Linked DNA regions of Mus musculus: regions 2 and 3 are each linked to region 1. The links are chromatin loops, found by intact Hi-C in ENCODE. Cell type or tissue: left cerebral cortex. All regions are shown on one strand. Region 1 holds the start of Tgfb2 (transforming growth factor, beta 2). Region 2 has its middle 15 kb from the start of Gm35341. Region 3 has its middle 100 kb from the start of Gm35201.

Region 1 (8,000 bases):
CCCCATAAATACATTCTTGGCTAAAATTCATACTAGAAGCTTGGCACCTGGCCAGTTCTATTAATATCTACTTATTTATACAGCACACTTGGCCAAGGATAATATTTAAGACAAAGTATGCCTGAGGGCATATACAATATCTCTTGTATTTTCGGTTTTCAATCTCCACATTGCTAAAAAGATTGAGTTTGAACTTTATAAAACGTCCCACCAAGGGCTATCAGCCGTCTGTAGTGATATATAGTCACCAAGCATAATTAGGGCATATTTGTAATACTTGAGTTGAAGTCACTCCCTGAACACTAATAAGTTGGTGGAAAAAAAAAAAAAAAGAGGCGGCGATCTTTCCCATGACTTCTCTATGGGCTTGTGACCCTCTTCAGATTCACTGCAAGATGTAACAGGCACATGCGCTCCCTGTATGCACCACAGTGGCATAGAAGCCAGCCAGCCCTGCTCCTCCAAATCTCCTTGCTTTAAATACAATGGAATGATTCTCTCTCCCTCTCCCTCTCCCTCTCCCTCTCCCTCTCCCTCTCCCTCTCCCTCTCCCTCTCCCTCTCCCTCTCCCTCTCCCTCTCCCTCTCCCTCTCCCTCTCCCTCTCCCTCTCCCTCTCCCTCTCCCTCTCCCTCTCCCTCTCTCTTCTGGAAGAACTCCCTATATCTAGAAAGTCCTGGAAAATCAGTTAACCTACTTTCTATAACATTATCCATAGCCCCTGCTCAGTTGTGTTGAATCCGCTGCTATTAATATACCTTTCTACTCCTAAGCTTCTACACTGAACACAATCTTCTTAAATCTCTAGTTTTCACGTAAAAATGATAGTACATGTGTGTATGTGTGTGTGTGTGTGTGTGTGTGTGTGTATAGTATGTGTGTGTGTGTATGTATAGTGTGTGTGTGTGTGTAAGCATACTTAGGTTTTCATTTAATCGGAGGTTCAGGAGTGGGATACAGAAGAGTCCACATATCGATGTTATTGATACCCTCACATCCTCCATAAAACCTGGGCGGTTCTTCTAACCTGCTCATGACCTTGGTTCTGGGGTTGTCCCTTCTCTGCTCACCTTCATCCATTGGACTGAAGCACTTCCCCTGGTGGCCTGCTCCCTGCACACCTATGCAATGTGAGATTGGATCTTTGTCCTCTTTGCAGACTTCCTGACAGCTAATCTGAGCTTTGGCATGTAAACACCGAAGAAGGAGTTATTCAGCCCCGGATCACATGCCTGTCTGTCAGCCCAAACATCTGCAGAATCAACACACGTATGTGGGAGAAAACTAACTGAGTCAAGCCGTCCCTCAGCCCCAGTGGCTCTGGACTAATTACAATGAACTCCCTTCCCTAGCATCACTGTGGCTCCACCCCAGATAGAAATCCTTATTTCCCAGGAGCAATAAACAGGGCGGACTGTACGCATCCACTGTAGTGGATAGGGCCGTAACTATAATAATAAAACCGTCCTGCTGGCCAGGGTTCCCTGCATCTGTTACGGCACTAAACAACAAGAGAACACTACAGGGTAAGAGAAGTGACCAGAAAGAGTGTGGTTAGACACATGGGTAGACCAACGCTCTGAGGGCACCAAGTGCAAGACGCGGCAAGTCAGACAGCTATGGCTCGTCAAACTAAAAATAAATATTAGGAGAGAAAAGCACCTCCCTGCAATTCTGACTTCTGGGATAAAATTACCAAGATGGCTGCGTTATCTATTTAGGCAAGACACAGAGACTTCACAAAGGCAGCCAGCAAGGATATAGGGCATGAAAGGGGAGGAGAGAACAGAGCAGCCAATGAGAAGTTTACGACAGGGACTTGGAACACAGGGATGCTGAAGTTTTTTTTTTTTCTCTTTCTTTTAGTGTTTCTTCCTGGTGCTTAACCCTCTCAGGTATCACTCAGTGCTGTTGCTGCTGCAAAATTCTCTCTCTCTCTCTCTCTCTCTCTCTCTCTCTCTCTCTCTCTCTCCCTCCCTCCCTCCCTCCCTCCCTCCCCACCCCCTTTTTAAAGAACTCTGAAACAAATCTACACTAACTGTACTCTCCCCTTCCCCCACAAGGCTCCACAATAAATCGCTGCTACTGTATGCCAGCTGTTTCTGAAGCTATTGCTCCCAGCGAAACGGGGAAATATATATATATATATATTTTTTTTTAAATAGCTGTCTTTCCCATCTTCGATTTCAGAACACACAGAAGACCCTGCTGCTTGTGAAAGTGCCGGGACACAGAGTTCAAGGTTGAAAAAGATCATGGAGAATCCCCCTAAGAAAAAACGACCTGCTCCCAGGCTAGCGAGGACTACCTAGAAAAAACGGGAAGTGAAACCTAGTTGAGCCCAGTTAGAACCTTATTTATTCTTTCTAACTGTCCACGTGAGGTCAAAAGGGGACTTGGCAATGCGGCTCTGCAAGAAGACTGAGAGTAAAAACACCCAGAGAGAGCAATAAATGACCCCCCGGAGGATTTAAGGGTTTTGAGTGACCCCCACCCCGTGCGCCCGAAATCCAGCTTGGTGTTGCTGATGCTGACATTCTTAGGGGAGTGAGAGACAATAGCAAAGGTTTGGGGAGTCCCCAGATAGGTCAGCAGGGAAGGGGGGCGCCTTTGAGAAGGCTAGTTTGGAAGCACTTTTTTTAACTCTTTGTGTACCAGTTGGAGGACACCCCCACCCCCACTGCATGCCAACCCGGCAAAGAAAACAAAGTCTACCTTGGTCTCTTAGCATAAGTCATCCCGGGAAGCGCTTTTCTTTTGACAGAAGGGAGCTGATTTGCTAGTTGGTAGACCAGGGGAGAGGAGAAATGCAAACATCTTTTAAAAGGTCTGGGGCATTTGTGGGTAGGGAGTTATGGAGAAATAAATAAATAAAACAGAAGTTGAAGGTTTGCAAGCCTGTGGATCCCTCTCCATCCCACGACTGGAAAGGCAGTGGAAGGGACGAAGGACAGAACGGAAACGAAGCGATCAGGACCCGGGGACTGGGAGAGGAAAGGGCGAACGCCTAAGGCTGCTGTGGATCTGAGGAGCTCCGGGCCAACCTTAGACTCGGGGATGGAAAAGTCGAAAACCACGGAAACTGTACTTACTTTCGGAGGGGAGGTGGGACGGCATGTCGATTTTATAAACCTCCTTGGCGTAGTACTCCTCGTCGCTCCGCTCGCGCTCGCAGGCGGCTGCCCTCCGGCTTGCCTTCTCCTGCAGTAAGTCCCTGGTACTGTTGTAGATGGAAATCACCTCCGGGGGGACCTCATCCGGCTCCGGATAGTCTTCCGGGGGGCTGGTGAGCTTCAGCTTGCTCAGGATCTGCCCGCGGATGGCCTCGATCCTCTTGCGCATAAACTGATCCATGTCGAGGGTGCTGCAGGTAGACAGACTGAGCGCCACCGGGACCAGATGCAGGAGCAAAAAGGTGCTCAGCACACAGTAGTGCATGTTTTTAAAAGGAAGAAACGTTGATGTTGTTATTTAAAGTAAGAAAAAATATATATAAAAAAGAAACTAGTAATTCTCAGAGCGGTCAGGTAGAGTTGTTTTTAATACGAAACTTTTGCAAAGCAGTCGAAAGTTAATGCCCAATAGAAAAACGTCCCTGGCTGGGATTCCTTTAAAAAAGAAAATGCAACGCGTTCCCAACGTGGAGATATTAATATGCGATGCTGGGGCGGGGTGGGGGGGGAATCTCTCACTTTAAGGAGTAAGAAAGGTTTGTTTTTTTTTTCTCCTGGAAGGGAGAGGGTGAGTGGCTCTGAAGTAGAAATAAACTTAAGAGGAAGAAATGGAGTTCAGTGTGTCAGGCTCGGTGCGGAGTGGCTGATCTGAACTCCGATCCTCCGGCCAAAAGGGACGAGACGAGAAGGTCCGGGGGCTGGCAGGAGGCACGCAGGGCCGCGGGGAGCGCTGAGCGGCGGCCGGGGCTGCGCCGGGCTCTAACTGAGAAGTTCAAAGACCGAGCGGCTCGGCCCTGCCTTCCACACGTGTGTGGATGAGTGTGCGTGTGGATGTGTGCGCGTGTGCGCGCGTGCGTGCGCGCGCGCCGAGGGCGAGCCTGGCGAGCCGCGGGGAGGCAGATGCGCCCCGGAGCGGCTCACTCGGAGACTCGGTGGGATACTGTCCGCCCCGGAGATCCACAGAGGCCGGAGCAGGCGGCGAGGATCCCGCTCCTGCCGGCCGCGCTGTGGCCTACACCCGGCTGGGTCGCTCCACGTTGCAGCCGCCGCTGCTGCCTGCAAAGAGGGCCAGCCTCCAGCTCGGTCCTTCAGATCCTCCTTTTCTTGCTCCAGGCGGCCAAGGGCGACAGCGATCGGCCACCTCCTTAACCCCTGTGGAACAACACCGCCTCCTGGGCGCGTTGGCTGCGGGCTGCCCCGGGACTCGCACCCTTCCCTAGCTTCTCCTAGCTTCCACCAAGGTTGCACTTTCTCGCTTAGGGTAAGTAGGTACTTGCGACCCTAAAATAGACCTCTGCCGATCCTTCTCTCCGCAGATGGGTTGCTCCAGAATGGCTCTTTAAACCCTAATACTTCTCTCCATCCCTGACGCCTGCCCCAGAGCTCAGCTCTCAGCGCCTTCTCTCTTTCTCTCCCACTCGCTCTCCTGCCGGCAGTTTCAGCAGCTCTGCTCCGAGCAAACCTGCTGCCAGCAGATAACATCACGATTCTGCCCGGAGCAGAGTTTTATATGTGCTCCCCAAACCACGTGTTTGCCTTCAACAAAGTGACGCGCTAGGATTACAGTCAGAAGTCCTCTGTTACTAAGACCACGAGCTCTGGACCATTGGAGGGGGTGTGGAAAAGGGGGACGGCCAGTAAGGGAGGGCGACTGGCATGAGGAATTTGCAGTAGTCACTGTCTGTGATCACCAAGGGTCTGTGTGTGGAGGGGCAGGCAGCTAAGCATCCCGTTTCTACATGGTGGGGATCACTCATTCGCAGCTTCCCTGAGTCCCTCCTGTGTTGAGTGCGTGCCCATGCATGTACAGGCGTGTACACACACACACACACACACACACACACACACACACACACACACACACACACACACACACTGTGCTCCATGGAGCTCCAGCCCAGCCCTGAAGACATGCCTTCCAATCTGAGACTGCTGACCTAACTCTTGAGTTCTCCGGGATTCCACAGGTTGTTTTTCATTAGCCTGTTTACAATCCAGCCCTGTTTGCCTGTGAACCAGCAGAATACAGAAGTGTCCCTTTCACCCAATGCATGCTCTGTATCACTGCTTTGAATAAAGGAACTGTTGCCTTCTTTATGTGAGCCCCTGCTCATGTGGCTTTCTCCTCAGCCTTCCTAGACAAGGATGACCCACCATCTTCTGCCTGTCGCAGCATTATCTAAGACACCTGGGTTTTAAATGTTTGCTGTCTCCTGTCACACAGTATCATAACTTGACATTTTCTACTTCAACTTGCTCAAACTGGTTGGATAACAGAATCTTTCTTCCCACTGGTCTTTCCCCTTTAGTCAAAGTCAACATTTCAATCTTAGTGATGACTCTGTGGCCACGATGACTACACAGGTTGTTAAAGCTGGAAACTGTTGAGAATTCCCCCAGGTTAAGACCTCAGTATCATTTTCCTAGTTCAAAAGGATCAAACCTTTAGGGATGCATACATGTGTATGTGTGTGTGTGTGTGGGGGGGGTTATATTCTTACTAGAGGGAGCTGTAATGATATGTAATGATATAGCTGGCATACATTATATACAGCAATGAACATTATTATTTGTATTTCACAGACAGGGAGACTGAGGCCATAGGAAGTGAGGTCTGTTGTTGCAGAAAACAGGAAGGGGTGGGTCTGGGTTTTGCAGAGAGAGCCCGCCCACCTCCTGGGTTCTTTCCCACCATGTACTTGGAAGAAGTATAAGGTCCCAGAACATGTGACAAGCAGGGATCCGGGGGTTCCGTAAGTGTGGGAGCTGCAGAATAATCTACTGCCCTCTTACAGAATCAAGACCCCCCCACAGTCATGTTCTATGTTCTAAGATTCCTGCAGAAAACTCTCTCTTGAATTATCATCTCCCCACCCACCTTGAACACAAAATTCTTCTACTCCACTGGCCCTGAGGAACACCCTGGCATGAATGAATTGTTCCAACACGCACCTAAATGATTCTAAAAACCTCCATTATTGGCAGACTTCTTCCTTCAAGGTCAGCCCCAGGCAGACGGGTTCGACCACCACCACCTTACGATTCTCTAAGCTGAAACAGAACTGATCAAGAACTCCTGCCTGTGGGCTGATGGTCCCATCAGCTGGAGTCTCCCAGTGAGTCCCATTCTGATCCAGCTGTACAGAGAAGACACAGAGCAGGAGCTAGAGCTACCGAGGGCCAACGTCACAAGTTTGTGGGGATGCTTTCGGGAAAATCTGTTGAGCACATAGGTAGGGTGTTCTCGGCAGCCACTGAGCCTTTTACTGGGTGCTGAGACTGCCTGGGGAACAGCCATAGGTACATCAGAGGATGAGCTGACATGGCTGAGGATATGAGTGGGCAGAGCAGAGCAGTAGCAATCCCCCTGTACTTCATGTGGGAAAGTCGGTACTCCATCCATGCAGGCGGGCGCCCCTCTCAGGATCGGTACCCACACTCCTGTGCATGATAGTAGCTGAGAACTTAGAGCTCTCTACCCCTTAGGCCTGAGGCCAGACCTCTTCCTAAAAGGCTCCTTTAGTTTTCTCCCCAAAGCCCAGGCAGGAGTTGACAGACACATCTTCTCTGTCTCTCGGTGTGACTGAGCACAGTGACTGAATTCAGCAGGAGAGGAGCCTCTCTTGTCTCACGGGAGAGCAGTTCTCCAGAGCGGATCTTGGTTGTCATAAATGAATCCTGTCTTCGGCAACACTAAGGCTTCTGCCATCTCCATATTCAGGAAACAAAACCACCATATTTAAGGATCATAAGTGCTCAGAGCGCTACGCAATAAGGTAAGAGAGCACATTACATACACAGTCTTTACTACCCCAGTGGTAAGGGGGACTGGACCACGCTGTAGTTCAAAGTCCTGCACTGTGGCTTTATGAACCTAAGGAAGTTATTCAGAGACTGTTCCTCACCTGTGAGAACGGGGTCATATGCAGAAGACTATAGGGAGGGGGGGTCATCATACAAGGCATGGGAAGTGTTTATAACAAAGTCGGACCCTAGTGTCTGCTCATTAAACTAGGTCCTGTTATCCCCTCTCCATCGCAGCCAGGCATGTCTGTGTCTGGTCTCCACTCATCACCCAGGAAACACGTAGGAAAGGGGTCACCCAAATCTGCTGTGGCATTCTGCCCCTCGGTAACTAGAATAAACAGCTAAGAAACACACTTTTGATGAAATACAATACAAACCTGCTATCAAAGTCCAGTTAGGCATTAGACATTAAGGTCTCTGAACACCCTAAAGTGAAATGTTTGCTTTCTAGGCCAGAGAGGTTGAGGAAGAGGAAGCAGCTGTCTCGACCAGCAGCCCTGACTACTCATTAATGGGTCTGTTATTCACTTCAGCAGTGTAGAGCACCCACAAAACAAGGCTGCTCATAGCTGACCTGGGGTTTGTCTCCTGTTTGTCATGGTTACGGTCTGGTCTGGGGTCTCCTTCCTCTCGTCATAGAGGAACTTATCTGGGACAATTTGGAAAGTGTTCTCAATGCTTTCTAGCATTCAAAACCCAAAACAAACAAAACAAACAAAACAGGAAGTGTGTGTGTGTGCGGGGGGGGGGGGGGGGCGGGGGATATGAAGCTGCAAATGTTTTTTCAATCACTGTGACAGTAAGTGCAAGGATAATTCTTTTCCACTCTTCCTGGTAACTTCTATCTGGGCAGTTACTTATTTGTGTGAGTATGCGTGCCATGGCACAACTGTGGAGGTCAAAGATTAGCACTCCTCCTACCATATCGCTCCTGGGACGGGAACTCAGGTCGCCATGCCTTTTCCCTCAGAGCCACTTCACTGCCCTGACTCCCATTTCATCTGAGTCTATAACTCAGTAAC
Region 2 (8,000 bases), 310 kb before region 1:
CTCAAATTCATAACTCTTCTTCTTTATTATTACATGCTTATGAGTGTGTGTGTGTGTGTGTGTGTGTGTGTGTGTGTGTGTGATATCTACTGAATCCCTTTGTTATTGCTCATAGGTACATGTGTTTAAGACTGACTTGGGATTGGATAACATATCAGGGGACTCATCCCTAAAAATGCCTGGGTCTCCTTCCTTCAGCAGCCATAAACTACTTATAGATTTCCATCTAGGGGCGGGGCTTTAAAAGATTCCCCCATCCATTTTGGAATGTCACCTGGCCTTGTCACTGTGCGGGTCTTTAGGCAACCACATCTTCAATCTCCTTGTCATTTATAGAAGACATTATCCCACAGTGAACGTTCTGGTTGTCTGACTCCTATAATCTTTTTACTCTCCTTTCTCTATCAATGCCTCTTGTATCCAGAGTAGGAAGTAATCCAGGCATTACGACAAGTTTATATTATGTTCTCCATACTAGAAAATGAGAAGAAAAACAGATAATATGATCTAGAAGAGTTTTAAAAAGGCTTTATAACTGTTTCAGAGTATGTTAGAGTCCTCTGCCCCAGCAGATAGGTTGACATTACATATTAGGTATTTCTGAGGCTGATACTAGTCAAGTTTTCCTACATATTCACCAACCTATAGGAGGAATATCCAACTCTAAGCTGTAGACATTTAATAAATATCTGACGTCCTCATGGCTTAATCTTCTTTGAAATAATAGATGTTCAGTTTAGTTAGTTTTGTATTAAAATACATAGCGTAAAATGACTTCCTGGTGTCTTCACTAGAAGGCTGACAATGTGTTCCCCCAGTTTCTAAGAACAGATTCTTACCCATTCATTGATTTTTCTCCCATATAGTTTTCTCCTTTCAAGATAAAAATATCATTTTCCACGTCCTTCCTGCCTTATCCCCTCTGTGAAATGCAAAGCTCTTTGTCAGCCTTTTGGAAGAAGCAAAATATACTTTGAAGTAAATACTGCATTACCAGACCAGGGAACTCATAGTGTATACAGATCAGTTGAGCAATTCCTCATCATAGAAGCTATTTGCCTCAATACTGGTGACACACCATTAAGATTAGACTTGGAAAGAAAGGAGATTTCCAATTGTGTTTGCCTTTTCATTCCAACTGGGTGTACAAGCATAAACATGTCTAACGAAATCACTGTGTTTGTTAGAGCTCTTATGTTTAGAGAAATGGACTTACTTGTTTTGCGTGTATATTCATCCAATTGATTTTTAGGTAGTTGCCCTTCTCCTCCAACAAACATGTCCCCTTTCAGCCTCAGCTGGTCTGCCCCTTCCTGCCTCATTCCCACATGAGTAGAAGCTGAGTCTGATCTGACATTTGGGCTGGGCATAAAATGGTATTTCTTAGAAAGATCCAAATGAAATGGATGGGGTGGTGAAGACAGGAGTATTATAGTTCTCTGTGTCATCTGTGTTTCTTTTATACAATAAACATAAAAACTGCCATCCTGACTTCTTTTGTGCCATGGAATAGACTACGTCAGGCAGGAATGCCCTCCTTCCGTACTTCCTTCATCATCCCCAGTCCTTCTCTTCCCCAGTGTTTTCCATCAGAGTGACTGGCAAAGAGAGTGGAACAAGAAGTCACCACCTACGGTGTTCTGAACAGAATCAATGTCTGGCACTTTACAAAGTAAGACAGAATGTTTTATTGGCTCTTAACACTTTTCACACACTTCCTCAGGGAGAGAAGGCAGATCGAGGGAGGTGGATGGCAGAGAGGGTCAGGAACCTGACTAGCTTCACAAACCTACCAAGGATGTTTAGTGACTTTGTAGCACTTCCCCATTGATGACTTTGCTTAGATTTCTCTACATTGTCTGAACAGATTTAACCTTTCTGCTAATAAGTGCAATGCAGAATTGCAGACTCCCTTCCCTGAAAGCAGAAGCCAAAGGGTTTGGCCATCTGGGTCCAAACAGATTCTAAAGGAGGTATATGGCTCTTGGAGTCCCAGAGCATGGAGCCAAATCCTGAATCTGAGGTGTCAGTGAGCCCTGCAGACCCACCTCTGGATCTGTACCAGGTCTCATGGTGAATTCTAGAGCCTAATGGCTTCCACCTTCCAAATGCTGAGGTTTCAGGTTGTGCCTCGCCAAATCTTGCTCCCAAGGATTTTTTCTTTTGTTTTTCCTTCCTTCCTTCCTTCCTTCCTTCCTTCCTTCCTTCCTCCCTCCCTCCCTCCCTCCCTCCCTCCCTCCCTCCCTCCCTCTCTCTCTCTCTCTCTTTCTTTCTCTCTTCTTTTTTTAAAAAAGTTTTAAATCATTTTTTACAGTCCAGTCGTTATTTCCCTCCCATAGTTCCTCATCCCATTCTTCCTCCTCCATCTCCAAGATGATGTCCCCACCTCCCCCATTCCCCTCAGCCTTCTCCACTCCCTGGGGCCTCAAGACTCTTGAAGGTTAGGTGCATCTTCTCTCACTGAGGCCAGACCAGGCAGTCCTCTGTTGTATATGTGTCAGGTGAAGACCCAGAAATAAAACCACACACTTATAGATAGACACTTGATCTTTGATAAAGAAGCCAAAAACATGCAATGGAAAAAAAAGGAAGCATCTTCAATAAATGATGGTGGTCTAACTGGCAGCCTGTATATAGAAAAATGAAAATAGATTCATACTTGTCACACTGCACAAAGGTCCAAGTCCAAGTGGATCAAGGACTTCAACATAAAACCAGATCCACTGAATCTAATAGGAGAGAAAGTGGGAAAGAGCCTTGAACTCATGGGCACGGGGGCTCGGGGGAAGGGGGGATTCAGAACTCCAATGGCTCAGGCTCTAAGATCAAGAATTGATAAATGGGACCTCATGAAACTGAAAAGCTTCTGTAAGGCCCCCAAAGATTTTAAAATGAAAACTAATGGCACCCATTTGAGAGTGTCCTTGGATTTTTCTGTAGATCCCTCTGAGTTGAAGCTCCACCCACACTCCAGGAGCTGGCAAGGCAGAGTCTATTGAGCTAATGAGGTCTTGGTGGGTTTTGTTGTTGGTTTTGTTTTAATCTGGGGGATCTGCCAAGGAGTTCTTATATATTTCCTGAATTCATTGATACAACACCCTGATGTCTAAGGCTATGGTGGAGGCCTAGCTGTGCCCTTGCTCGCCCTGATGAAGGCACTGTATCTGGTAATCGTGTAAGCCATCCTGGATGGGCTTGATCTGCCCTGTGTCCTGAAGGTTTGCCTGGGAAGTAGAAACTCTAAATACACAACTTGTAGAATATGGATCAGAACCTCTGGAACATGAAGTACAGAGTCATATCCCTCATCTGTCCACCAGACACATGGAAATGGGTCCAAAGATATTTATTTATGTACACATATATACATATGTATAAACAAACATATAAATATATAATATTTGTGTGGGTAAACTGAGCTTATTCAAAAGAGGAATCATTTATAGACATCCCAATTTCCAAGTACTTTACAGCCCATAGGCCCTGCTCACACTCACCATCTTGAAATACAGCAACTACATTAAAATTAGAGACATTGTATAAGAAAACTGATATTGTATTTTTTTTAAAGTCAATATATTCAAACATGCACACCTGTCGGAACGTTGTAGACGCAAAGCCTAAAAGTAACCCCAGACTTCATAGTTCTGCTGTGGTTAGCTTTAAAAATGAATATCCATAGTCAATTTCTTTTTCAACGTGACATTATAAACATTCCAAGAAAAAGTGACCAATGTTAAAATAAGCTTCCTTTTCCTGATTTACTTACAGACCCACTTCCTAGAGAGAAACTCCAGGTAGTATCTTCCAGAATATCCCTCAGGTTACAAAACTATCCCTCACATAGCTTTCCTGAAGGTGGTGCTGCTGGGTCATACTCTGACTGATTCTGCGCCTCAGCATTTCCATCGATAAAATGGTGTTTGTCCCTGGTGGCTGCCCTGCTCCCTTCACATGGTGGCGGCTGCTGAGCAAGTGAGACCTAGGAGAGAGGGCGGCCTGGAGTCTGCCAACTCAGACTTAGCGATTATTTGATCAGGTGTCTCAGTCAGGAGAAGCTGTTTCTCATTTTTCAGGGACACACTTGCAATACCACATTCATCCTATAAAACTTTGTCTTAAATGTTTCCCAGAATTTAAAACACATCCCTTTGAAATGTTCATAGGCCCACTTCTTTTTCCTTTCTCCTCATGACAAACTTCATTTTTAACCTGTTTCCTAACCCCTCTATATTCCTCAAGTGGTCTCATAAATAAAGTCCTTCCCAAGAACAAACGTCATTTACTTGTTTCTTTGTTTGCTCTTTCATTTATTTATTTATTTATTTATTTATTTATTTATTTATTTAAACTTAAAGAGCAGAAAGGGTCTCATGACCTTCCCAGTATCCCGGAAGCCCGTGGTGGCAAAGCTGGCGTCAGTAACTCTGGGGTCTCTTTCTTCTGGAGGCTGTACTGTCCATGTGGGATATGTCTGCTTGCATCAGCAAGCTGATTCTTTAACTTTTCCAGGATCAATGTGATTTCCTTAGGATTAGGGTGGGGATGTAGTGTAGGGTTCCTTTAAAAAAGAACTCAAGAAGATGGACTCTAGAAAATCAAATAACCCTATTAAAAAATGGGGTACGGAGCTAAACAAAGAATTCTCAACTGAGGAATACCAAATGGCTGAGAAGCACCTGAAAAAAATGTTCAGCATCCTTAATCATCAGGGAAATGCAAATCAAAACAACCTCAAGATTCCACCTCAGTCAGAATAGATAAGATCAAAAATTCAAGTGACAACAGATGCTGGCGAGGATGCTGAGGATGCTGGGGACAAAGAGGGATACTCCTCCATTGTTAGTGGGATTGCCAACTGGTACAACCACTCTGGAAATCAGTCTGGCGGTTCCTCAGAAAATTAGACATAGTACTACTGGAAAATCCAGCAATTCCTCTCCCGGGCATATACCCAGAAGATGGTCCAACTTGTAATAAGGACACATGCTCCACTATATTCATAGCAGCCTTATTTATAATAGCCAGAAGCTGGAAAGAACCCAGATGTCCTTCAACAAAGGAATGGATATAGAAAATGTGGTACATTTGCACAATGGAGTACTACTCAGCAATTAAAAACAATGAATTCATGAAATTCTTAGGCAAATGGATGCATCTGGAGGATATCATGCTGAGTGAGGTAACCCAATCACAAAAGAACACACATGATATGCACTTACTGATAAGCAGATATTAGCCTAGAAACTTAGAATATCCAAGATACAATTTGCAAAACACATGAAACTCAAGAAGAAGGAAGACCAAAGTGTAGATACTTCGCTCCTCCTTAGAATGGGGAACAAAATACCCATGGAAGGAGTTACAGAGACAAAGTTTGGAGCTGAGACAGAAGGAAAGACCATCCAGATAGTGTCCCACCCGGGGATCCATCACATATACAGCCATCAAACCCAGACACTATTGCATATGCCAGAAAGATTTTGCTGACAGGACCCTGACATAGCTGTCTCTTGTGAGGCTATGCCAGTGCCCGGCAAATACATAAGTGAATGCTCACAGTCATCTATAGGATGGAACACAGGACCCCCAATGGAGAAGCTAGAGAAAGTACCCAAGGAGCTAAAGGGGTCTGCAACCCTATATGAGGAACAACAATATGAACTAACCAGTACCCCCCAGAGCTGTGATTCTAGTTGCATATGTAGCAAAGGATGGCCTACTCGGCCATCAATGGGAGGAGAGGCCCTTGGTATTGTGAAGATCATACGCCCCAGTACAGGGGAATGCCAGGGCTAGGATGTGGGAGTGGGTGGGTTGGGGAGCAGAGCGGGAGAAGGCTATAGTGGCCTTTGGGGATAGCATTTGAAATGTAAATGAAGAAAATATCTAATAAAAATGCCTTAACAAAAAAAAAAAAAAAGACCTCAGGGTCTCTACTGACAGAGCACCATTTCTGGTTGTGTGGCCTCTGATTAGCCCCACACTCAGACACTAGCTAAGAAGATGAGGAAAGATGTAGAGAGAGAGTATGGGAATGGATGTAGGCTAAAGGAATATCATATGACAAAGCCTAGTGACCCTATTCTATAACAGAAAAGAATCTTTATGGACTTTCTTTAACACGAGTTCTAGTAATGTACTATTTGAAAATAGATATTTTGTGGATGGCACTGCGAGTTTAATCTTGGTTTAAATGTTTTAGTATTTTCCCTTCCCAGATTCCAAACAGATTTATCTCAAAACGTGTATGTTTATTATTTTACAAAGTGTTTGGAAAACACCGCTTCTGGTTTACCTGAGTATCAATGGAGTTTTCTCATAGCATAGCTGTTTGATAAACATTTCATTTAGTGGTGATTTGATGATGATGATGATGAAGGTTGAGGTGATGATGAGTTTTGTAAACTAACCTGTTTCTCAATGTATTTATGATGAACTTTTACGTTCAGTATGACTGCTGAGGTGGACATCTAAGCCCCATATTGTTTCTATCAATGAACAGACTTGTGCTTGAATTACCAGAGCACGTATATGATCTTTTTCAGTAAAGATTTCTGTAGATCAGAGTTTATAAAGAGACCCTTCATCTTTCCAAATGTTTTCCCCTTATTCCCTTATTATCAGAGTGATTTCTGATTGATATCAGTTTTCTCATCTTCTCTTAAATCAAAGAAGCCATCATTGAAATGTACCTTAATCCTCAGACATGAAAACATCATTCTCTTAAATGTGTACACATCTTGTAAAGAGCATCTCTAATTCCACCCAGCTTTCTGTCTCCATCTCATCCCCATACCTGACAAAACGACTTAAGGGAGAAAGATGTTGATTTGGTTCATGGTTCCAGATTACAGTCTATCATTGTAGGGAAACTGGGTAGCAGACAGACCCTTACACCTCTTCTTCTTCTTCTTCTTCTTCTTCTTCTTCTTCTTCTTCTTCTTCTTCTTCTTCTTCTTCTTCTTCTTCTTCTTCTTCTTCTTCTTCTTCCTCTTCCTCTTCCTCTTCCTCTTCCTCTTCCTCTTCTTCTCCTCCTCCTCCTCCTCCTCCTCCTCCTCCTCCTCCTCCTCCTCCTCCTCCTCCTCCTTCTTCTTCTTCTTCTTCTTCTTCTTCTTCTTCTTTGGTTTTTTCAAGACAGAGTTTCTCTGTATAGCCCTGGCTGTCCTGGAACTCACTTTGTAGACCAGGCTGGCCTTGAACTGCCTCTGCCTCCCAAGTGCTAGGATTAAAGGCATGTGCCACCACGCCCGGCGACCCTTACACTTCTTACTCCCTGTTAAATCACTCCTGACAGATACACTCAAGAGGAAAATTCTTTATATTATCTTTAGTGAGAGTATAAAAATGTTTAAAGAAGTTTATCCTAAAGTTCAGATAGTTGAGCAAGAAAACCTAAGATGGCACTCAAAAAGACTTAGTAATTTTACTGGATATAGTGAAGGCATGTGGACACTGGGAATGTAAAGTCCACTCAAGGAGAAGCCCCATTCTGCAATGTAAATGGCAGGCATCAATCCTTCAGCTAGCTTAGCATTTATTGTGGCTCACAGGATCTGGGTGTAGCTCAGGGGAGGAGGTGAACACACAGTACAACTTGGATGGTTGGTCCTGTGCCATGAAATCCCCAGCAAAAGAAACTCCATCCTTCGCTCTGAGAATAAATGAGAAGCACACAATTATCTGGGGTTTGCTAACAAAGTGAGTGGCAATGTCCAACGTTTGTCCCAAGTTCCTATTTCCCCACAAGTGTCAACAGCTTTGGGTGTCTTTCCATTCCTTCTATTACAGCTTCTTCTTGCTGTGTCCTCCACTGATGTCATTTCACCCTACAGGAGACAGTCAATAAACTTCAGGCCCCTTAGCCAGACTTTTCAGGCCTCCTGCCATCTGAAAGGAGAATGCTTTTCTGGGTTTTTCTAGTATTAACTTCTTACCCTTCACCCCTCTGCCTCAATGCCCTATGTGTTGTATTCTTGGTATGTGTCATGGTTTGTTTT
Region 3 (8,000 bases), 460 kb before region 1:
ATGAGTGTTCTTTAATCCGTGCTTGATGTGTTCCCTTCAGAAAGTCATTTATGGGGAAACCCTTTCTCCCCAGCCATTTTGTTTGGTGACTGTTGAATAATGGGCGCAGTAGACAATGACTCTTCGGGGTGGAGGGATGCTAAAGGTGGGAGAGCAAAGATGGGGTACAAGGGTGTGTGCTCTCTCCGGCATGGGCCCTGAAGCACAGAGGCTGCCATTGTCTATGGTATATCTGGACTTGGAATTAGCATGACTGCGTTTGGCTGGGTTAGGAGGAGAAGAACAGCATTCCCAAAATCCCACTCCATTTTTTTTTTGTTTTAATAAACTTGAATCCTTTGCACTGCCTGGGCACAAAATTACTGACTGACATGCTAAACCTATTAAACAACGTATTTTGCAAATTCTGAAAGAAGGAAAATGCACTATGAAAAAAAAATTACAGATGCTGAGAGGTTGTAATGCGGTTAACATGGGGGACCAGATCCAGCTCTGTTCTGTGGATTGCTATTAGCTTACTCCTTAAATCTCTGCTGGCCATGTAGCTCACGTCGTTCCCCCAAACGCAATCATTCCTCTTTTATCTGATCTCCTACAGTCTCTCTGTTTTATCAATATCTGACAGCAATTCCCAAAGATCCAGTAGAGTCCACTGTAATAGCCTTGCGTGCACTCTTGTCTCCCTTTGAAATCCAATACCTTAGCAGTGAAATAATTTATTGTGCTTTGTTTGGGGCTTTTATTTTTTGCATGTGTTTTGATACTATCCGTTTGAAAGGGATTGTTTGGAAATTTAAACCAACTGTTAGACTTGGAGTTATGAAAGCAAGATTTCTCCTAAAATCCCTCATAAGCCTTCACTGCTTAGTGTAGCAAATGTCACAGAGTCCCTGGGTCTAGCAATTATGGGAAAATGAAGAAAAATATGTCTTGGGGTCACAGCTGGTGGATGAAGCCATACAGGGGATCCAGTGAGCCAGAAAGAAAAAAATAACAATCAATGACAGTCCTATTTTTCTCAAAACTTCTGTAATGATATGGTTGTCAGAACCTGGCGATGTGTATTTCACTGGTTTGACCTTCCGCTGGAGATGGCTGGGGTCCCGCTGTGAGTCCACATCCTGGGTCCTGCATTTCTATTCTTGACTCCTGAAAACTGCCTTTTATAGGCACAATCTGGGAATGTCTTTATGGGCACACCACAGTCTTATATGTGCATTGTGAAATTAAAAAGCAAGACTTGTTCCAGGGAAGCTGTCGGCGGAGAACTATAAATCTTGATGGGTAGGAAAATATGCATTTCAATCAAAAGATGAGAAGCAGAGATGGCCAGCAGCAGAGTCCTCTGAGGAGGGGCTCCACAGGCTCAAGCCCTTGCCCCATCGCACCATAGCTGCCCTCCCCAAGGCTTCTGACCCCACCACCCTCAGACCACCACTGCTCTTCACTGTCTAAAATCTCTGCCTCCTTCCTGGCTGGATCACAGATTTGAGGCATGAATGAAAAGTGTTTTGTTTTCTTGCTAACCTGTGAAAATGTAGTTTTTGCCAGGGCTCTGGCAGGGTTCCTCCTCTTCCTCTTCACCCTTCATCCTCTTCCTTTATTGTGCTTTGGTTTGGGCTTTTATTTTGGCATGTGTTTTGATACTATCCATTTGAAAGGGACTGCCCTCTTTTTCTTCCTCTTCTTCCCCCTCCTCCTCTCCCTCCTTTTCTTCCTGTTCCTCTCCCTCCTCCATTTCTTTCTCCTCCTCCCTCCACTGTCTCCTCCTCCTCTCTTTCTTCTCTTCATTCTTTTCTGCCTCTCTTCTCCCTCCATCATCTCTCCCTCCTTTTTCTCCTTCTCCTCTTCAACCATGCCCTCCTCTTCCTTTTCTTTCTTACATAGGCATATTTCTACCATGATAGATCATGACATGCAGTTGTAACTTCATAGAAGTAAGTCAACTATGTTTCTCAGTTGGCATCTTTAAAAACAAAAAAACTTTACTTCTTATTGTTCTTCTCAGGCAAGGTAGACATGGCTCTGCTTGCTTCTGAAGTTCATGCCTCATCACCAGAGTGGACAGATTAGGGAAGAGTCAGGCAAGGGAAGCCTCCCTGCTTCCTTAAAACAAGTAGAGGTGCAGCTGGTAGAATAAAGCGTAGGGAGGGTGGGGTATGGAGGTCCATGCCAAGATGTGCCCCTGAGAAATTACACCATCCTACAGATAAGTGTAAGGTCTATTGGGGGAGGGGAGAGTGAAGCACCCATCTTGGAGTGGGGGCATGAGAGAGAAATAGAGGCAGACAGGAAGGGAAGATGGGAGAAAGAAGAGAGAAGCTAGAGAGAGATGTGAGAGAGAGAGAGAGAGAGAGAGAGAGAGAGAGAGAGAGAGATCTGGAGCATCCGGGGACCTTTTACGTGCAGCACACATCTGGAACACCTGGTGGTAATGTAAACTGCTGTTAGGTCCCGAGGGCAGGCCAGTGGAAATGCCAGTTTGCTGCCGGAAGCCATCTCTGTCTATCCCATATAGAAAAGGCCACTTTCTTCTTCCCTTGGGAGCTTGAGTGTCTCCAAGCTAAGGCTTGGAACTCATCAAGACAGCTGCTTTCCTGAAACTAGTCATGTTTTCAAAATATTTGGTCATTTTATTGTTGACCCACCAAGTAATTATTTGATAGTGTTGGCTAAACTTGAATTGTGGGTCATGGTATTCTAGTATATTAGGGGCTAGGAACCAGACTTGTTTCTAATGTTTCATTTTTCTTCTTATTTCTAAAATGCTTTTGATAGAAATACAATTATATCCCTTCTCTCCTTCCTCCCAACTCTTCATACTCAAAAACCTCTCCCATGTTTCCCCAATTCTCAGGTTGACAGCCTCTTTTTCTATTTTATTATTATTATTACACGCACACACACACACATACAGACACACTCCACTCACACATGTGCACACACACACACTCACGCACACACCTACTGAATCTGCCTTTTGTTATTAGTATATATATGGTCTCAGGGTTGACCATGATGCCTTGGACAGCCAGTAAGAGGGCTGATCCCCAGGAAAAATTAATTCTTCTCTTAGCAGTCATTGGTTGCCTGTAGTTCCTTGTCTAGGGTGGGACTCTAAATTTTTCCACCTTCCAGGTTAACATATTCACCGGTAATATCATTGTTCCATAAGTTTTGTTTACACTGGCATTCTCAGGGGAGACTGCTTTACGTCAGATTTCCTGGTGTCCTGTCCTTTACATTCTTCTGAGATGTTCCCTGATATGTAGATGTGGGAACTGTGATGTATAGACCTGTGTGACATGTAGATCTGTGTGATATACAGCTATATCGGTTAAGGAAGGGCTCCCCACTGAGCTGTTTTCTCAGAGGGTCTCCTGACACTGTAAAGAGGAACTTCTTTGGTCGCAGGTGGCTGTTACACTTCTCCAGGAAAGATGAAGTAGGCACTTTAGTCTCTAATTCTTAAGGATCTTACCATATGTGAGAGAAGACTGACACCTAAGTCAGTGCATATAAACAATAACGTTTTTACCATAACCAGTCTTTAAGCAGCAGAGTCCTCAAATCCTGATGGTCCGCAGAATATTGGTGGCCAGACTTTCTTAATCTGTAGCAGTCTGTATCCTCCCCAGACTTGTCATGTTAAAACCTGACGCTGACTGGATATGGCATCTCCCTTCATGTGTGCTCACCTGCACTCTACAAACTTTGCATCATGCACTCGAGTTGTTTCTCTACATCAAATTTAATCCATTCTCAGATACAAACCGCCGGTTTAAATATTGCAGTGTTCCAGACGCCTGCTAGAGTAATTACTTTATTAGAGATTCAAAACGGAACTCTTGATTTGCATACATGAAGGTTTAGCAGCTGCAAAGACGCCTCTTCATAAGTTGTACCAACTACTTTCTATAGCACAAGAGCCGGCAGAGCCATGCAAGGAAGGGAAGGTCTACATTGGCTCACAGTTTCAGATAGCTCTCAGTCCACCATGCCCAGGAGGTGAGCTTTTGGAAGCCTGTGATGAAGACAACTTACATGGCAACTTACCAGGACATGTGTTATGCAGGATTATAACCAGACTATAAGCTGTGAACCCCACTTCAGCCAGCCTACTCCACAGTTTACAAACTGGTGCCACAAACTGGAGACCAAGTATTCCAACATGAGCCTGCAGGGGGCACTTCAGACTCAAACCATTACAGGGGTGTACATGTAACCTCAGGAAAGACTGGAATCCTGGAGCCCAGGTTAGCTTTGCTATGTGGGTGCTAGTGTAATTTAGACCTAGGATAGATGGGTGCAGTCATGCCTGAGCATAGCAACCAAACAAAACAAATGCCGCCGCTAGAGTCTGATGATAGTTAAAGATCAGCTCTTATGAAGATGCAGATTTTTCTAGAAAAAATGCAGCAGGATCAAGGTTGCTTTTGACCAGGAAATGTTGGGAGTGCTTCTGGAGTGGGTGTCTCGTCTACAAGCTGTCGGGTTCCATGTGTACCCCATACTAGTGCTCATCCCACAGCACTGAACTGGCTTCTGTGGGAATATCTCCCAGCAGTCTGCTAACAGTGAAGAGGTAGAGATATGAGGATAAATTAATTGAGTCAACAAACATGTATTTAGCCTTTACTGTGCACTCAGCGCTGGGTAGATACAGGAAATGGCGTGGTGAATTCTATGCTTATGAAAACTGCATTCAAATTCAGGAAACAAAACCAAGTTCTTGTCTTTGAACTGGTTCACAGGGACGGTCTAGTCAAATGCTTAGTTAGCATTCTGTTAATCTGTATGACAGTTTTGTGGGTTTCTTATTTTTAATATCAGTAGAAAAGGAAATAAATGGGACCCTGAGATTATCATTATCAGAGAATACTGGAGGTTAAAAGGTCCTGTTAATACTAAGAGAAGATTTAAAGATTTAATATAACTAAATATGTTCTTATTATGCTTTCTTTAGCCAAGGCATTCTTTGATTTTAAAAGTCTGTACTGGTTTTGGCACCAGCTTGTCACCGGAAGTACCCTACTACTTCCTATAATCTTTTAAGACATGAAGAAATAACTTGAGCTGTTTGCAGAAGTTGGGAGAAAATGAGGGGTCCCGACATCAATAGAGGGAGCACCACCTCTCAGCATCCAGTGGAAGAAATCCTGACTTCCTCCAGTAGACCCAAGGACAGAGAAACAAAACTCTTTCCCCGACAGGGTTGTATTTAGTAGTTCTTGAATATTCCATCTTGTCACAGATATGTCCTGGACCCTTAACAAGGCAAACTCAAAAGGGGTTTTGTTTTGTTTTGTTTTGTTTTTCCTGATAAATAATAGAATTATCCTTTGTTCAACATGGAGCAATATAACTCCCTCCCCTTAAGCTTTTTGATAAAGTAAGACAAAAACACTCTAGGTAGAAAATCTGTTCCCTCCACTAAGATCCATACAGAAATGAAGACTTAAGTCCTGAATGTGGCCCTCTGCACCCCAGGATGAGGGTCTATTGTGTGGGAGACTTCTCCTGGGGAGAAGCCACAAGCATATATCCTAAATCCAGAAAGGGGATTTACAAAAGGCCAGCATCCAACTTGGTGAACCAATGAGATTTCATTGAGGTTCCTCACAGGGCTGTGGGTCAGGGGTCACTTATAGGAACAGGGATAACTGGAAATTGGCTATAATACCACAAGCCCACCCCAGCATGGAAGCTGTGTCTCCCAGAGCTCTCTGCACAGCTTGCAGGCAGCTCACAAAGTCTGAGAAATTGCCTCCACTAGACTGCTCAGAATTTTTCTGCTTGTATGAAACTGAGGAGTTGCCTTGTGAATCTTGCAAGTTTCAGCTTTTTCCAGACATGTTTATTTATCCTCTCATCCTCTCGGGAACTTCTCCTTCCCTCCTGGACGGATTGTTTCAGTTCAGCATTAACTGCTGTACACCAGGTTTCTACACTAAGTAAAAAGGAGAGGGTGGCTTGAGCATTAGTTGTCCGGCTCTGTAAGGGTGCAACCAGCTGCCATACTTCTGCTACTGCATAGGATGGCCTGTGTTCTCAAACTGTGAGCCACACTAAAGCCTTCCTTTTTTAAGGAGCTCCAGTGGATGGAGAGACTCTAGCAGCAAAGGCATGGCTCTAGCAGGCCTTGCCCTTCTCCCCCATTCCCTCTGACTTGTTAAAAACTGTTAGATGGCCGGGCAGTGGTGGCACACGCCTTTAATCCCAGCACTTGGAAAGCAAAGGCAGGCAGATTTCTGAGTTCCAAGCCAGCCCGGTCTACAGAGTGAGTTCCAGGACAGCCAGGGCTACACAGAGAAACCCTGTCTTGAAAAACAAAAAACAAAAAACAAACAAACAAACAAAAAACTGTTAGATGACATTCATTTTTTAAATATATAGTTTAAATTATTTCATTTTTACTTATAATTATTTTTTGCACACACACACACACACACACAGAGGATGAAACTGACAAATAACACAGAGACAATTTCTATATTGGCTCAACCATGAAAGATTAAAAAAAAAAATCAAAGCAGACATGATATGCCTGCTGACATACAAGTGCTTTTCATAAGGTGACTTCTTAAAACACATAAAGTGACAGGAGACATATAAAATGAAGAGTCATATACCCACCTTCCTGCTTGGGCAACAGAATACAGTTGCCTCAGTCCTAAAAGCTAGCGCCCACCGTTTATCACCCTTCTCCTCCCCATGAGGCTGACCAGCAAGGTCCAGCTACCAAAGTCTTGAAGTCCAGCAATCAAAAGCCCCCTTTAGCTCTCCTAATTAAAGTTAAACACCTCACCCTAACATGGGCTTTCCTCTCTTAACTTTACAAACTGCCATTTGCCTGTGGGGCCACAGTTGTCTCCTCTCTATCCAGAGCCAGTCCTTTGTTCCTCCCTACCCTGGAACACACTCCTCTTCTCAGTCCCATTTCTCCTTCTCCTCTTTATCTCATCTTTGTCTCTTATCCTCTGCCTTTTGTCTTTGTGGGACAAATAAATCTCTGTGCTGAGTACTTAGTCTTGCTCCCCCACCCCACTCCCCACTCCACCCCACCCCCGTGACAGATATCGAGATCTTTTCTCACAGAGATGGGGAAAACAGTCCTGGCTTTCTTTTGGGCTGTGCTGACCAGCGATTTGCACACGGGTCGTAATGCTGTGTTTTCGTTTTCTCCTCCTTCCATTTATCAGGTTTGATCACACACTGCTGAGGTGATGAGACCATGCACACTCTTGCATAACTCTCAAAGAATAATTAATTAATCTAGGAAGAGGAAAATTTTGTTTTTATCTTACTGATCCCATAGCTCAAGGGCAGACTAGATTCTTGTCTATATCTCTCCACCTAAAAGGACCTCTAATGTCTATTCTTGCAGTAGTGAACCCTGGGAGAAGAATCAGGCAAAGATGATGGAACATCTAGGCATAAGAAATAAAAAACTTGGACGAGGTGGAATAATTAGAGATATGAACTAAAAGGAACAAAGTTTTCAGAACTTTACATTAGAAGACATTTAAGAAAGAAGAATTAAATTAATAAATTCCCAAGCCCTCCTTAAAGAAAAATAGGGGCTTCTGTGTGAGAGCATTCTGCAGTTCAAGGATATCGCTGCTGTACAGTGAACTAAAGGTCAGCTGTGCACTAACTTAGAGACCTTGTCTGAAAAACAATGTTCTTTTAAAAAAGACAATTAAACCTGGGGATGTAGCTCACCGGTAGAGCCTCTCCTCAGCATGTACAATGTCCTGGCTTCAGTCCCTAGTGCTGATTATATTATGTATGTATATATATATATATATATATATATATATATATATATATGTATATGTATCAGATTTTACATGTATATGTATCATATATATATGTGTGTGTATGTATATGTATATATAATACATATATACATACATGTATATGTATCAGTTTTTCTCTCATTCAGAGTCTCAAGTCTGTAATATATATATTACAGAATCAAGGCTCTGAATTGGGGC

Evidence for each region. Peaks named below come from ENCODE experiments on the same cell type or tissue, not always from the same donor. Only the 100,000 strongest peaks of a DNase experiment are listed, where the experiment ranks them.
Region 2: it touches region 1 in a loop (4-fold over the local background); 19 of 42 quality-filtered maps call a loop at or near these places.
Region 3: it touches region 1 in a loop (3-fold over the local background); 14 of 42 quality-filtered maps call a loop at or near these places.

The regions. Positions count from the first base shown.
Region 1 is chr1:186,701,339-186,709,338 of GRCm38, forward strand. Tgfb2 (transforming growth factor, beta 2) reads right to left here and starts at 4,651. Exons shown (of 7, transcript NM_009367.4): 1 at 3,091-4,651. The coding sequence starts at 3,436. Gm35655 (a long non-coding RNA gene) reads left to right here. Exons shown (of 2, transcript XR_373811.4): 1 at 1-1,893; 2 at 2,189-2,465. In left cerebral cortex, CTCF peaks have their summits at 3,202, 4,176 and 4,376; DNase peaks (open chromatin) are centred at 3,208, 4,124 and 4,640; H3K4me3 peaks cover 3,619 bases; H3K27ac peaks cover 2,452 bases.
Region 2 is chr1:186,389,302-186,397,301 of GRCm38, forward strand. No RefSeq gene overlaps it. Among named protein-coding and RNA genes, the nearest start is that of Gm35341, 15 kb to the right of the region's middle. In left cerebral cortex, a CTCF peak has its summit at 3,878 (motif pointing right); a DNase peak (open chromatin) is centred at 3,911.
Region 3 is chr1:186,237,128-186,245,127 of GRCm38, forward strand. No RefSeq gene overlaps it. Among named protein-coding and RNA genes, the nearest start is that of Gm35201, 100 kb to the left of the region's middle. In left cerebral cortex, a CTCF peak has its summit at 4,183 (motif pointing right); DNase peaks (open chromatin) are centred at 3,924 and 4,172.